Linked DNA regions of Homo sapiens: region 1 is linked to region 2. The links are chromatin contacts, found by Hi-C or POLR2A ChIA-PET in ENCODE. All regions are on one chromosome and are shown on one strand. The core of a region is the stretch at or near the end of the contact, and the rest is flanking DNA. Distances in the headings are between cores, read along the strand shown. Region 1 overlaps LINC02932 (long intergenic non-protein coding RNA 2932). Region 2 overlaps CDK14 (cyclin dependent kinase 14).

What was found. A loop is a pair of places that touch in the nucleus more often than their neighbours do. ChIA-PET counts read pairs that join two places held with the same protein, here RNA polymerase II (POLR2A). Pooled maps may share reads with other maps.
Region 1: a loop to region 2 is called in a pooled map, with 13 times the contacts of the local background. The contact joins two enhancer-like sites. A Hi-C loop is called at or near these places in 2 of 37 single-sample maps with no recorded cell type and 2 of 50 pooled maps. POLR2A ChIA-PET finds 5 or more read pairs at or near these places in 1 of 52 experiments (PC-9).

Annotation. Positions count from the first base shown.
Region 1 is chr7:91,344,127-91,351,058 of GRCh38, forward strand. The region is part of intron 3 of LINC02932 (long intergenic non-protein coding RNA 2932); the gene reads left to right. Among named protein-coding and RNA genes, the nearest start is that of LINC02932, 36 kb to the left of the region's middle. Within about 2 kb of position 3,350, at least 3 of the 41 ENCODE cell types and tissues checked have a DNase peak (open chromatin) inside an H3K27ac peak, as active enhancers do.
Region 2 is chr7:91,159,278-91,166,730 of GRCh38, forward strand. The region is part of intron 14 of CDK14 (cyclin dependent kinase 14); the gene reads left to right. Among named protein-coding and RNA genes, the nearest start is that of FZD1, 100 kb to the right of the region's middle. Within about 2 kb of position 6,199, at least 4 of the 41 ENCODE cell types and tissues checked have a DNase peak (open chromatin) inside an H3K27ac peak, as active enhancers do.

The DNA.
Region 1 (6,932 bases), core at 2,100-4,599, 180 kb after region 2:
AAGCTTCCTGACTGCAGTTGCAGAAATTATAGCTAATTATACGCTCCATGCTTCCTGCAAAATATATATATTTTAAGCTGTTGGGCTGACTTTCTCCCTTGGCTGTATTTAAAGGTTAGTTTCTGACCTGCTTCCTGGTTTAATGGAAGAGTTTAAATATTACAAATCATTACTTGATTCTAACGAATTATATCTCCCCTGGCACCTCACAAACTCCTTATCATGCCAGAGGAAATAGTTGGAAAGAACAGGGAGTCTCCAAGATAATAAACAGAATAATGTGCCATAGGGTTGTAGGTTTCAGGATCCCCGGCTTCTTGGGTGGTTGAAAGCTTTTGGCCCTCAGCCTCACACTCAGCCGAGCACCTGAGGCATGTGGCTAAGCAGCATGAACTCCCACTCCCCCGTCTTGCACGATTGTTCACTCAGCTTAATTGTCAGCTCCTGCTAAGAACATGTAACATCTCATTTTCCCAGAGATTGTGGAAGTGTTGAGCTTTGCTTGTGGCCAAGTTGGGTAGCTGAATACACATCGTTTCCTTCGTTGATGCACAAAGGCAGGGACTGTCTAAATCTATCTCTGTACGTAGAGGCCTTTTATTGAATACCAGTTTCCAATTCTAGTGATGATCTGGACCCAAACGGTTTCCCTTTGTGTGTAATTGTGTGGGTAGATATTCTCATCCAACTCTGCCTATTTGCATACATTGCCAATCTTATTAAATTGAAAGAAGTAACCAAAACACATGTACACAATGACAAAAGTGATATTCAAGGCATGGAAGAAAGGAACACATGAAAGGCCCTTCTCTCTCCTCAGGGACTAGAGGGAAGAAATTAGTCTCTTGATTCGAGCTAAGCAGAGTACAGCAAGGTAAGACTGTGGAGAGCTCGATTAGCCTTGGTAACTGAATTGTGAACTTCCATCTTTAGTTGTTTGACTAAAACACCCATGTGGAAAGTGAAGAATCCAACCAAGCGTACAGATGATTTGTTTGTGTTGTACTAAGTGCTCTACTTTTCCTCTCGGTGGCAAGCAGATTTGAAAGGGAGATGAGTAACCATCGAAGTATCAATGATGCATCTCATGTCTCATGACACTGAATTCTCTTGCAATCTACCTGAACTATAAATAATAAAACTTCTGAAATCTAGCACTATTTTTAGAAAGGATAAGCCTTGTGAGTGTATGGGTTTAGGCTGCTGAGGTGATATGACTGAAAGGTCTACCTTATTCCACAACCTATTCAAATATCTTACACTGTTTTGTGCAAGTAATTCCATCATTAGAAGCTAATTTATTCATTTTTTCCTCAGGAGATTCTTTATTAAAACTCAAAAGCCTCTGGGAGAGGTAATTCACCTTGGGAAGATAAATTTATCTGAAATGTTTCTAAGATGATGAGTAAGGCAAGGGCCTCAGTAAAGTATCTATGCCCCACAGAGGAGACTGTAAAATTGGAAATGCCCAGCAGGTGCTGAAAGAACCTGAAAACAAGACTGGCCCTCTCTGCAGTATGCAAAGTGTCAGGAGCAGTTCCCTTGTAAACTATTAGCAAAAAGGAGAAATGGCCTCCTCCGGGATAGTCACTAACCACACCCAAACAGAGAGGAAGGTACTCAAATAGAAAATTGAAGTTTTTCATTTGTTTGTTTTATAGAATACTACACTAATAAAATTAAGTTTGGAGCCTTTTATTTATTTTATTTTATTTTTTTAGATGGAGTCTCACTCTGTCACCCAGGCTGGAGTGCAGTGGTGCAATCTAGGCTCACAGCAACCTCTACCTCCCAAGTTCAAGTGATTCTCCTGCCTCAGCTTCCCAAGTAGCTGGGATTACAAGCATGTGCCACCATGCCCAGCTAATTTTTGTATTTTTGGTAGACATGGATTTCACCTTGTTGGTCAGGCTAGTTTGGTCTCGAACTCCTGACTTCAAGTGATCCACCGCCTCGGCCTCCCAACGTGCTGTGATTACAAGCATGAGCCACCACGCCCATCCTGAAGCCTTTTGCTTTTAAGGTTTCCATTTCTGAGAGAGAGAGAGAGAACCCAAATGGGAGGGAAAATTGTCAATAGGGCCTGTGGAGACACTTTCTCTGAGAAAAGTTAGGTAAAACCAAAACTCTAGTAATGATAGGGTTGAGGGTAGATACAATGAGAGCAAAAGCCAATTTACAAAGAGGATCACATGTAAAAGGGTGCATGTCTGTTTTTTGTTTTGTTTTGTTTTGCTTTGTTTTGTCCAGAGCATAGGAGACTACAGGGAAGCAGGGACCCTTCAGTCGATTTTGCAATGAAGAAAAACAGTCTTGTGAGATTCTTAAAATTTGCCTGAAAAGGAAACTCATCTGATGTGTGTTTCAGCATCTTCAAAGATACTGCAGAAGGAAGGTTTTAACTGAATATCTCTGTCAGCAAGATGGTTTATCACACTCAACAGGAATGACAGTAGAAGGGAAAAAAAAGATGGGAAACCATTCTGGGGTGAGCAAAGGGTGACAACAGGATGGGAAAATCCAGCTTCACCAAATATTTATTCATGCTTATGTAAACCTCAATTAGCTATCTTAAAATGCTAAGTCTCTGTTGAAGAAAAGGAGTGCTTGGAAATGTGACTTGGAAGTTGGTTGGTGTCAGTTATTTTGCTGCATTGTTGATTAATGTAATTGAAGTATATATTACAGAAACAGAAAAGGAAATGTGACTTCTTCAGGGACCCATTAATTTCTTAAGCATAAAGTGTTTGAAGGTTCAAAGGCTTTGTTGAAGCTTATTTTAAATTTAAAATTTCCATTGCCAAGGGATTGATTACCATTCTTATATTAGCTTTGTCAAACACCAAGTTGATCTTAGTTCTTTCAAAGTTTTGTGGCACTTGACTGTTTTCAGAGCATTTTTTTAAAGAGAAGGCTGTCTTACAAGTTTTCTCAAGGACAGACTTGCTTTCTCTTTATAAGAACAGCAAGAGAAAAATTTCTAAAACCTTAAAAAGAGCAATTCCCACTGTCCCCAACTTTGGGATCTTGAAAGTCATTCCTGCAAGTCAGGTACCATTACCTCCTCATTCAAACACTTTCCCATATTTGTTTGTATTTGGTTTTCCTTTGACTTTAAAACATCAACCAATTTAGGCATCTTTGTGTATTTGAAGCTTTAGTTATGTTGTTTAGGGACTCCCCAAATTATTTAAGCTTTTCCCATCTCTCCACCCCAAATGACTACACATAATTCTTCTTATAGCTCTCTGCTGTCTTCCTCTGATCATTGTTTAAGGCACTCTCAGAAACAACACTCTCTGAAAGTGAGCCAAGATCTCCCAAGCACCAGTCTTTGTTTGTGCTGTCCCAGTAGTGAACTCATTAGTTCAAGAAGTCAGACAGCAGGATTTCCGGCTCCTTGGAAACCAAGCCAAAAAGAGAACTGTCATTTCACACAAGGGCAATAAGAAGAAATATGCCATTAGGAAATCAGGGTTAAGATGGCACTGCCATCCACCCAGATGAAGGTGTGGTAAGAGGATTGTGAGGCTGCATTAGAAACGAAAACATTGCGACCCAAGGCTTTGCCCCAGGAAATCAATAATGAGATTGTGGACACTCTAAGAGCAGTTCAACAGAAAATCTATTTTCTTACCAGAAGAAAGTTATTGTCTCTTCCTCAATTTTGCTCTTCCCTACCTTTCCAGTCCTGATGCTACTGCACGTTTTTGGGAGCATGAGGTCAAGCCAGCAGGGGCTTCCTGTTGGCCTACACCTCCTTCAGGGATGTCTCCAAGTACACTGGGCAGTGTGGATGGAAAGCTGTGACCAGAGCTCAAGAACTGTCCCTCCAAAGCTGCACCCATGCCTTGGTTTCATGCAGCCCTGAGAACTGTTTGGCCTTGGCTAACGGGGACATACATTCTCGTATCTGGTATGGAAGATTTTGCCTCAAGAAATGCTGTCACCCACATTGACTTTATTTTCAATGTTGTTTCTATTTGTGCTCAATTTTGGGGATGATAATCTTGATCCTATTGCAAATAATCTCAAAGGCAGAGGCAGGCTGGGTCTGGAGGAAGGTAGCGTGACTTTAAAGACACTCCCTCCCCCACATCTTCTCATAATGGTGTATTTTAGGCTTGCTTCTTGTTCCAGATCTTTGTCTCAGCCTTCCTTCTTACAAGCCACCCTCCAGAAACAAATGTATTCCAAGGGCCTGCTTCTGACTCCACCATCCCTAAAGAATTGGCAGGAGAATCTGGACTAAAAATGGCTTTAATGTGCTCTCAATCTCTAGTTAAACATTTGTAGATTAACCAGCTGAAAATAGTGAATTGTGAGACTGGGGTGTGAGTGTGTGTCTGTGTGTGTGTGTGTGTTGATAGGGAGGGGACATCAGGAACTAGGTAAGACCATAGTGGGTCTTATGTGTGGGGAGTGATTTCCTATCTGTTAGAGATGAAGTGGTGCCTATATCCACTGTCATGCGCAGACAGTCAAATGCCCAGCAAATGGGCCCTTAATAAAGGCAATGAATGATGACGATGTGGACTGGGGGGAAAGGGAAAATGTGAAGTAGAAACACAAAACCAGAGGCTACAGTTTCATTAATGCAAAACAAACAAATAAACAAACAAAAACAAAAAAATTCCAGTGGCTGGCTGCTGGACAGCATGGAGAAACACTTAAGGGGGCTGGACCTTGCTGTTATGGTCAAGCAAAAAGCCACTCCTGGGTATTACATTCCAATCTGGTAAGCACCAGAGAGGAAGCTGAGCAGGATTTCCTCTGGGGAATTCAGAGGTGCTGAGTTTTTGCACCATTTTTCAAACTTTGCAGGCCAGTTTCCTCTGCATCTAAGAGCATGGAGACATGCTTGGCATTCTTCACTCTTAAAGAGACTTCTTCTGTGGGGAGCTGCAGGGCTTTCACAGCAAGAGAGCTGGTGAGTGGCCTCAGTTCTGGGTTTTGATTTATCCAAAAGGAGTTGTTTGTTAACAGTAAGAGGGTAGATGCCTCTGCAGGAATCTATACCTCTGCCTCTGCCCCCACCATTTCTTTAGTATTCAACAAGCATGAAATTATGTCCTCACCATAACTAAGGTCAGGCACTGCCCAAGGCATTCAGGACACACAGGAGTAAGTGTCCCCTGCCAGGAGCACAGAGGTACACAGTATTACCACCATTTGAGAGGTGACAAAACAGGGTTGGAGAGGTTAAGTGGCTCAGAATCAGAGTATTCTAAATGGTGGTTTCATTAGATATCAAATTTGAGAATGTAAAAGCTGGAAGAGACCTTCCTGGTTTTCACAGACATTTCTCCTTCATCAGAGGAGGCAACACACAAGCAAACCTGTGATACTCCTTTCCCCTGCCATTATCTCCACTGAATGAATGGACAACCTGAGCTGGAGGGGTAGTGACCATCTGGGTCTTACTCTGCTATGCAGGCTGCCTTATGCTGGGTCTCTATCAGCTCAACCCCAATCACCTTCTCAGGTAGCCTGGCTTTACCTTACAGTTGCATCCTAGGCCACTGAATGATAAAGATGAAGAAGAGCATGACGGAAGCAATAATTACTGCTATTTCTACTACTACTTGAGTTTATTCTAGATGTCAATTTCACTACAAAGGGTTATACAAATATCAACCCTGCAGGTATCATGTTCACCCCTGTAGCGTAGTAATTGAAAGCATAAGCTTTTGAGTCAAACAGATCTGGGTTTGAATAATTACAAATGAAGACACTAAGGCTCGTAGTTTGTTACTTGCAGGAAATCACAAAATTTGTAAGTAGAAAAACCATGCCAAGATTTGACCTGTTCCTGTGTTACTCCAGAACTTATACTGTTTCACTATGGGATACTATCTACCCACTTTGATCCCAGCATTTATAGATAAGAGAAAACATTTGTTAAGCACTTACCATATGTCAAGAACTGTGCAAAACACTTTATATACATTGTCTCATTGAATTATCTTCAATGATTATTTATAATTGCCCTGATTATACAGAGGAGGGAAGAAGATCTAAAGAGATTTAATAACCTGCCCAATATCTCACAGCTAGAAAGTAGTAGAATTCAAACTCAGTTCTAGGACTGTCTGGCCCTGAACATTCTCTTGACCACTATGTATGCTGTTTAGACAAGGTAGCTGAGAAGGACTGATGTATTGGTGTCATATTCAAAATTTCCTTTCATCACTGTGTAGGTGTTTTCATCACTGCTTTTTTTGGATACAGAAAAACTGAGTGCCAGTTTAGAAAGCCAGGTTAGCAGCACAGGTGAAACAAATAAACACAAACACAGATCCTCCTATCATTAAGCCTTTAGTTAAAAGGGACTTTCAAGGTCATGTAGTTCATCTTATTCTTTAGTTCAGAAAGTTGATATTTCCATATCCCTGTCAGGTGGAGGAGATCTCATATCTGAAAAAAAAGTTCCAGCCTGGATTACCTAAAATGCACTTTTCCCCACTGAAATTTAATTTGTTTGAAATGGGCACAATACCCAATATTAGGTTTGGATTGTTACCACCAATAAATGTGGTGCTATTTTTAATTAGCCTGACTTCTGAACCATGGGTTCCCTGGTGCTACTATCTTCATTAATGATGGGAGACTCTCCAAATGCTCATGGTCAGGAGAGCTTGCAACCTTTTATGTAAGCCATAAATACACAAAATTAGGGATCATTGGCCTGGACATAAAAGTAGAAAGGAAGTTCTCAGAAGCGGTCTTTTGTTTGTTTTTAAAACTTCTCCTTAAGTAGTAGTGTCTTGTTGGATTTAGTGTGTGTGACAAGGCCATCTTGGTTTCAGCTTATGGCCACTGCTCCCAAGACCAGGAAGGCTTGGGAATGTACCCTCTCCTCTCAGAAACTCTGTTCTCAGGGGTGTCTGGGGCTGATGGGGACAGAGGACACTTTCTATGGAATTCCTCTC
Region 2 (7,453 bases), core at 4,949-7,448:
TGGCTGCTCACATCTAACAACTTCATGGCCATAGATTGGCCTGTTAACTAAGAGACTCAGCATGGTCATGCTGTTGCCTGCTCTTATTTTCTAAGATAACACTTAATCATCCTCTGTCTGCCTACTGCCTCAGTGGTGAAAATAAGCATTCTGTAGATATGAATAACTTAGCATCATGAGAATTATAAACACTTGGACATTTGGAAATGATATCTGAAATCTAAAATAGATCTAATTATCAATTACCCATAGCCAATTATTCAAGGTCCATATTATCTAAAGTGTTGGCCCAAGCTTGCTGTCTGGACCGATGGGAGCAGAGGATGTGCCCAGCAGCAAGGCGAAGTGGAGCTGGCCAATGGGCTCCAGACCACAGTAATCTCAATGAGCCGGGGAAGGAAACAACAATGGACAGAAAGCAGCTGTCTGAGTTGTGCATGACAACCAAGAGTCCGCCAGAAGTTAGGCGATGGGACCAAAACTGAGGTTACCAGCCCAGGACAGGAGGTTCCCAATGCGACTTGGTGGTGGGTTCTGGGGTATGGCCATGGTGGTGTTTATGGGACACCTGTACCCTCAGTCATGGATGGTGAGGGAGCTGTAGTGGCACGGCAATAGAGCTGCTGAGTTCTGGTGAGCTCGGTTTTCCTCTTGTTTTCAGCTTCTTAACAATATACTACCTTTTCAATGCATGAGTGTGATGGGAAGTCATTTTTACTGGTTAACAGCTAGGATTTGAATTTGTCTCAAGAAGCATACTGCTTTTGTCTGAAGAAATACTGATTAGAGATTATACTTAGGAATGTGATCCACTCAGATTGGGAAAATGAGATGATACAAAGATTTCCTTTAGAAAATCCGAATTACTTTGTTCAGGAGGGAGAAAATGAAGATGAAAGAAAATGAAAAATAATAGGGAGAAATGAATCATCTGAGTGTCAAAAGACCCTGTGCCCTCGGCTCTGCCTTCCCCATCATCAGCAAATTGCACTGGAAGCATCTAATGTGAGCTACAATTTATTGTGCATGGCCCATTCCAGCCCAGGCCCCTGAGAGCATAAGTACCACCTCCACCCTGGAATTTATAGATACCTTGGGGACTGTGGACTTCCCTGGGCTGTGGAATTGGCAGGGTCCCTACCAGTTTTACCCAGACTTAAAGAGCAGGAAAGTCCCCAATCACCATCTGGATAATATATGTATAAAGATTATGTTATGATGGGGGGGGATATAAATTCATATACATAGCCTGCAGTCTATAAATACTTGTACTGAAATGTTCTGTTCAACAGATTATTGAAACCTATAGCCAAAATTTGGTGTGTAGTTATCTATTGATTTTACTTGTCCACTTTTACAGGTAATCAAATATTTATACTATATATATTTTTAAAGATTTTCTTTCTCTGTTTCAAACTCCTTTTACTATATTCCATGCTTGCTATTTCCTTTTTATTTACTTTATTATAATATATTTAACAAGCCTAGTTATGTACATGGATGTTATGGGTTTTTCAGAATATAAGGGGTCACTACAAAATAATACAATTACTCTTACAGGCCCATACATTTAAATATCCTCATTTCTTTATTCTATAATTGCATTGTAAGCATTATATATTTATACAATTGTTTATCATGAGGCTGGAGGCAGCTCACAAATTTATATACAATACAAAATATAAAATAAATTATTGACTCTCTCCAGAGTCACTGATCTCTGGGAGCTCAGAGTTTAATTGGGAAGAGAAATGTGGAGACCCACATACACCTTGGAAAGGCGTATCAGCAGAGAAGCAATGTGAAAGAGATATGGGCAATTGGTGTCAAAATTCTGAACAGAGGGACACTGCCTCTGACTTGGAAGACTAATGGTGGAAGTGCATTTGATCTGGGTCTGGACGGGTTGATAGGATTATGGATATTGTGGTGTAGAGGTAGGGAGTAGACGGAGAGGATTCAGGAAGGAGCCTCCCAAGGCGCAGAATCAGTGGTGGGACAGCCAGGACATGCTATGATGGCAACACGGGCCAGAGAGTGGGTTTCTTAGAGTGGGATGTAAAGCCAAAAAACTGAATTTACTTCTTTTGGAAAGCAAGACATTTTCTGTATAATTCACAGTATATCCTGAGAAAAATCTGAGTGGTGAGGTTACTAAAATGCAAGGTTTATTGTTTAGAGCGGTGTGTTTTTCTACACTACCAGAGCAGAGTGAGAAATAATGTAATATTTTGATTACAAATAACAGCACAAGTTGTTTTCATGATAGGCTAATTTTAAAAATGGCTGCGGAGTGAAGGTTAAAAAATCATGCTTTTACAGTGAAGTCATCAATCTCTTCATTATTTTAGTTACATTCCCTTTTTAACAAATCCTTTCCTTTACTGTTTCAAAACATTTGAGGCAGACAACTTCTAATAATAAATGAATTCACATACACCTAAAATGACTTAAAATCTAAGAAATGATTGCAAAATAAATAGTTAAACTGAATATTAAAACAACAAAGCTATAAGATACTGCTAAATCCTTCTTGACATTCGGCACATAGCTAGAACATAATAAATAAAATATTAGTCTTAGACTTCCCCTCATTTGTGAATCAATAATTTCTAATAAAGTTCATGAAATGGCATGTCAACATGAAATTTAAGTACATTTTTAATATAACACTGAAGTAATAAAACCTACACGGAAGTCGAGAAAGTAGATTAGCTATTCTGCCCTCTCCAAGCTTGACACTTAGGCAAGAGTAACTTTTCTCTTGATATCTTAAATGTTTGTTATTTTTTAAAAACTAAGAAAGAGAGGCACATAAAAGTGTACAGTCACTGCCTTCTCTCACAGGCCAGTGGGATTAGCATGGACAGACTTTTGGAAAACCCTCAGTGGGGGACTTTGTAACACATGGAAACATTAGATTACATAAGGATTCTGACAATTTTCCCTTTTATGTATTAAATATTTATTTTTCAGATATTCTTAGTAATCATTTAAGCCTTGTATGGAAAGGAAGTAATTTTTGTGTTTCTCTGCTATGTTTAAATTTCTTTCACTCTCCCAGAAGGCTTCATGGCACAGGTGGAAAGAATGTTTTTGGGAATGGGGAAGGTGGGAGCTAGGAGACCCACTGGGAAGCTCACGCCTGGAGAGCGGTCAGTTCTGTGAAGGTGCCAGTGGAGGAACAAATGGGAGGAAGTCACGTTGAACTGGGCAGGAAACCGGGAAGGTTAGGGGAGGGAGAGGAGCCAGGCCCCAGGGCCAGCTGTTGGCCTATAGAGCATCTGTAGTGACAAAGAGCAAAGGCCGCAAGGTCAGACTACCAGAGTCAAGTCCCAGGCTTAGTACTTACTGACTCTGTAACTTCGGGAAGTCACTTACCCTCTCTACACTTCTGGTTCCTCATTTACCATATGAAGAAAATAATAGTCATATCTACCTCATAGTATCGTTGTGAGGATTACATTAAATAGATTGAATTAATACATATAAAGTATGTAGAGTGGAGACAGACACAAGGCACATGGTAAGCGATCCATAAACTTTAACCATAATTATTAGAGTTATAGGTGCTCTTAGGGAAGGGGCAGGTAGTTGGAGAGGGCAGCCTCAGCTTGGATGTGTGGTGTCGCTAGTGCCATCCCAACTCCTTTCTCTGGGAAATGTTGGGGCCCCTAAGTGCACAGTAATACCAGTTGTGCAGGCAGCACACTTATATAGTTGTTCCTCAGTTACCATCCCTGTCTTCAAAACACCAAATCTATCTGTATGTTCCTAAAACTAGCACTTGTATATAATTGTTCACACCACTCCCAATAGTGATGATGGGAGTTTCTCCCTGACCCACAAGGTATTAGATTGTATTAAATGTGTTGTACAAGCTTGTAGTAGGTGAAAGCAGCAAAGAAGATCTTCTTGCTGGATCATAGTTATATTATCCCCTCCAGCCCCAGAAATTGCTCTTCATGTCTATTCTGTGCTATTCATGTCTATTCTTCATGTCTTGCTGGTCCAGGCAGTTGGGAATAAATGGATGCAAGGAAGTGACTAGGTCCTTTAGAATCCAGCGCAAGATTTGACAAAGCTGCTGACGGTGTTGCAATGTAAGCGTTCCTAACAACAGGTCAGAGCTTTTAAATTGAGGAGTTTGGACTCAAGGGGAAAATATCACTGCAGTTACTCTGAATTCCTTTTTTAATATTTTTAATTGACAAATTACAATTGTATAGATGTATGGGGTATAAGGTGATGATTTGATACATGCATACAATGTGGAATGATTAAATCAAGCTAATTGACATATCCATCACCTCACTTACTTACCGTTTTTTGCATTGGAAATTTGAAATTTACTCTTACTTTGAAATACATAATACAGTATTATTGACTGTAGTCACCCTACTTGTGCAGTAGATCTCAAAACTTATTTCTCTTGTCCAGTTGAAACTTTATACCCTTTGACCAACAACTTCCTTTCCTCCCTCACCCTACCCCACTCCCAGCTGCTGGTAATATTCAGAATTATTAAGGAATAAGATGATCCATATGAAAAAAATTCTGGAAAAATTGAGTTTGTAACATTAGTTTTACAAATTAATTGTTATTATAACCATTTAGGCTAAGAAGATAGGTAGGCAATTGATTAAGGCTTTAGGGTCCAAGGCATGGGCTCAAGTTTTGCAATAACACCTACTAGTTGTGTGGTCATATTGGATTCATATTGCCTAAGACATAGTGGCCTCATTTTGAAATTATGAGTTGGATTTAAAACATCCACCTCGTAAGGAAACTATAAGGATAGATGCTTGACAGGGCACGTAGCATACAATATTACTTACATAGCAGAACGTTGGCAACACACTAAATGTCCAATAATAAGTGAATGGTTGAATAAATTACGGTATAGCTATATGATGTTCATTAGTTAACAAACCATTCTACCACTGATGAACAAGTGATTACAATCAGCTGAGATCCAAAACTATGAGGAAGTCTTAATTTTGTTGAGTGGAAATAATAATTACAATAATTAATATTTATATAGTGCCTATATGCCAGGCCCTATTAAAGTCCTGTACGTGTTACTCATTAAATCCTTACAACAACCCGAAGAGAGAGCTACTATCGTCAGCCCCATTTACCACATGAGGCTACCATGGCAAAGTAAAGATTAAGAAACATGTCCAGCTAGTAAGTGATCAGGCCAGAGTCAGGGTAAAGGAATTGGGGGATTTGTGTGTAGTTAGGAAGTAAGGAGGATGAAAGATGGCTCCTCCAGGTCTCATCAAGCTTTGTGATTTCCTAGACAAATGCAGGAAGATTTGGCTATGTTGCAGATGAATAAAACACACCATTATTACATTGTTGGCATAATAGCAGCTGGCCCGAAATACAAATGGAAACTGTCATACTCAGAGTGGAAAGCCCTTCCAGTGTCCAGACTGGCAGCAGATGATTCTGCACTCCCAATATCCAGTTGTAGACTGTTTTCTGCCTGCCTGCTCTACACTGCCTGCCTTTATTGAACACAAACTGTGACGTACTGAAGAAATCCAAGATAAATTTGTAAAACATCATGTCAGTCCCTTTCTAGTCCCAGTATCCCCTGGTGATCCAAGGTTGGGGTCTAAAAAATAGAACAGAAAAAAGAAGAGGAAACAGACACTAACTTGCCACAGATACACATAGAGTGAAGGAGATATTTTTGTTTAAAAGACTGACAGCTGAGAAACAGTTATTTGATCCCTGCTGCTTGAGGGACAGTAGGGAAAGAAAGGTATTTTTGTGATCGCTCTTCAGCGTTCCCTATGCGGCCTGGTTCATACAGTCACAACAAAAACCCACGCTCTAATAGTACATTGCAACCAACCACAGATATGTTGCAAGCATTATGCACAGTAGTAACTAACATTCAGTTTCCTTTTGATTACTTCCAGGCCTGTGACATTTAGATTGTTGCACATTTCTTCCAACCTCAGAGCATTCAGAGTCAACAGCGTACATCTAATAATCATGTGCTGACATAGAAACTGTAAGGAGTTTGTGCCATTTATCTGTCTTTCATCACACTAAGGGTAACAGAGCAAATGAGCACCGTGTTAGGAGTCCAAATACATGAGTTTTGGGCTAAACCTTGTCACTAACTAGCTGTGGCCTTGAGCATGCCATTTAATCTCCGTGGGGCCTCTGGTTCCCTTTTGTGGAATGAGGAGAGAGTTTTGGGTCTCCAGGACTCCTTTCAACTCCAGTGTTCTGTACTAAGTCATCAGTGAGTTCTGGCTAGTAATAGTTTCAAAAGGTAATAGTGCTCATCACATTCCACCGAGTAAAATCATAGAGCAGAAACACCAAGAAAGTGGACATCCCAGCTGCTTTTAACGTTTACTCATCAACAGGGCTTGGCTCAAATAGTTCTGAAAGTAATCCATGCATAACATTTCTGAAAGGGGAAGTAAGAATGTCATCTTGCATTTGAACATTTTAAATGTCAAACCCTCTGCATTGTTAGTATTTATAAAGTTATCTCTATGGCATTATCACTATCAAAGTAATCAATCATAGATTTATTGAGAAATATAAACATCAATGTTTTTTATCTCACCTAAGTATTTTCTGTGCTAAATTTTATTCTGTTGCAGCATACTTGACAATTAGTGATTTGTAGGCTTGGTTAGCACATGCATACTTTTTAAGCAAACTAATGTAATGTGAGAGAACAGTTTTCAGTATTTCCCTCTATTGGTATTTGTGGGTGCCCTTCAAACTACTACACCAAGCTACACAAACCAACTATCACAAATGGACTGTTTGCCAAATGCCTGCTTCCCTAGTAAGGAGGCAACGTGTTACTGACACCCTTATGTGTAGAAGGTCTTATGTAGAGAGACTTATGAAATGCATATCTGGATTCCTATATTTTTTCACTGAAGTCTAACAAATTCATGTAGTCAAATCTTAGGAAAGGAAGTGTGTTTGGTAGTTTGAGCCTGCTGTCTTTACAGGCTCAGTGTGTCTTCTGTGAAAGACCAAATATCATCCCAGTGGACCTGACCTAGTTGAACATAAATACACCATTGAGGAGCTACTGGCTTCAGAATTAATAAAATGTATAAATAAATAGGATGGCCTTGTGAAGAGGCTAAACTTGAAGTGCCTATTAATTAATTTTTTAAAAAGAAAAACAGCAGCTTATAGCTACTCTACTGATACATTAATCTATGAAATGAAATTGTATCATAGAAAGCATTCAGATTATTTATATTATTCGTATTTTATAAGATTTTTAAATGTGTTTAACCTAGAAGGGATCATAATGCAGAGCCTTATGCTTTTCATAAGATACTGATAGAGTGTAGAGGCATCCGAGTAATTTGGCATTTTCGCTTTTTATTCATAAGGCCCCTGAGTATGTGTGAATGTGTTTGTAAATATATCTCAATTTCAGTTTTTGTCA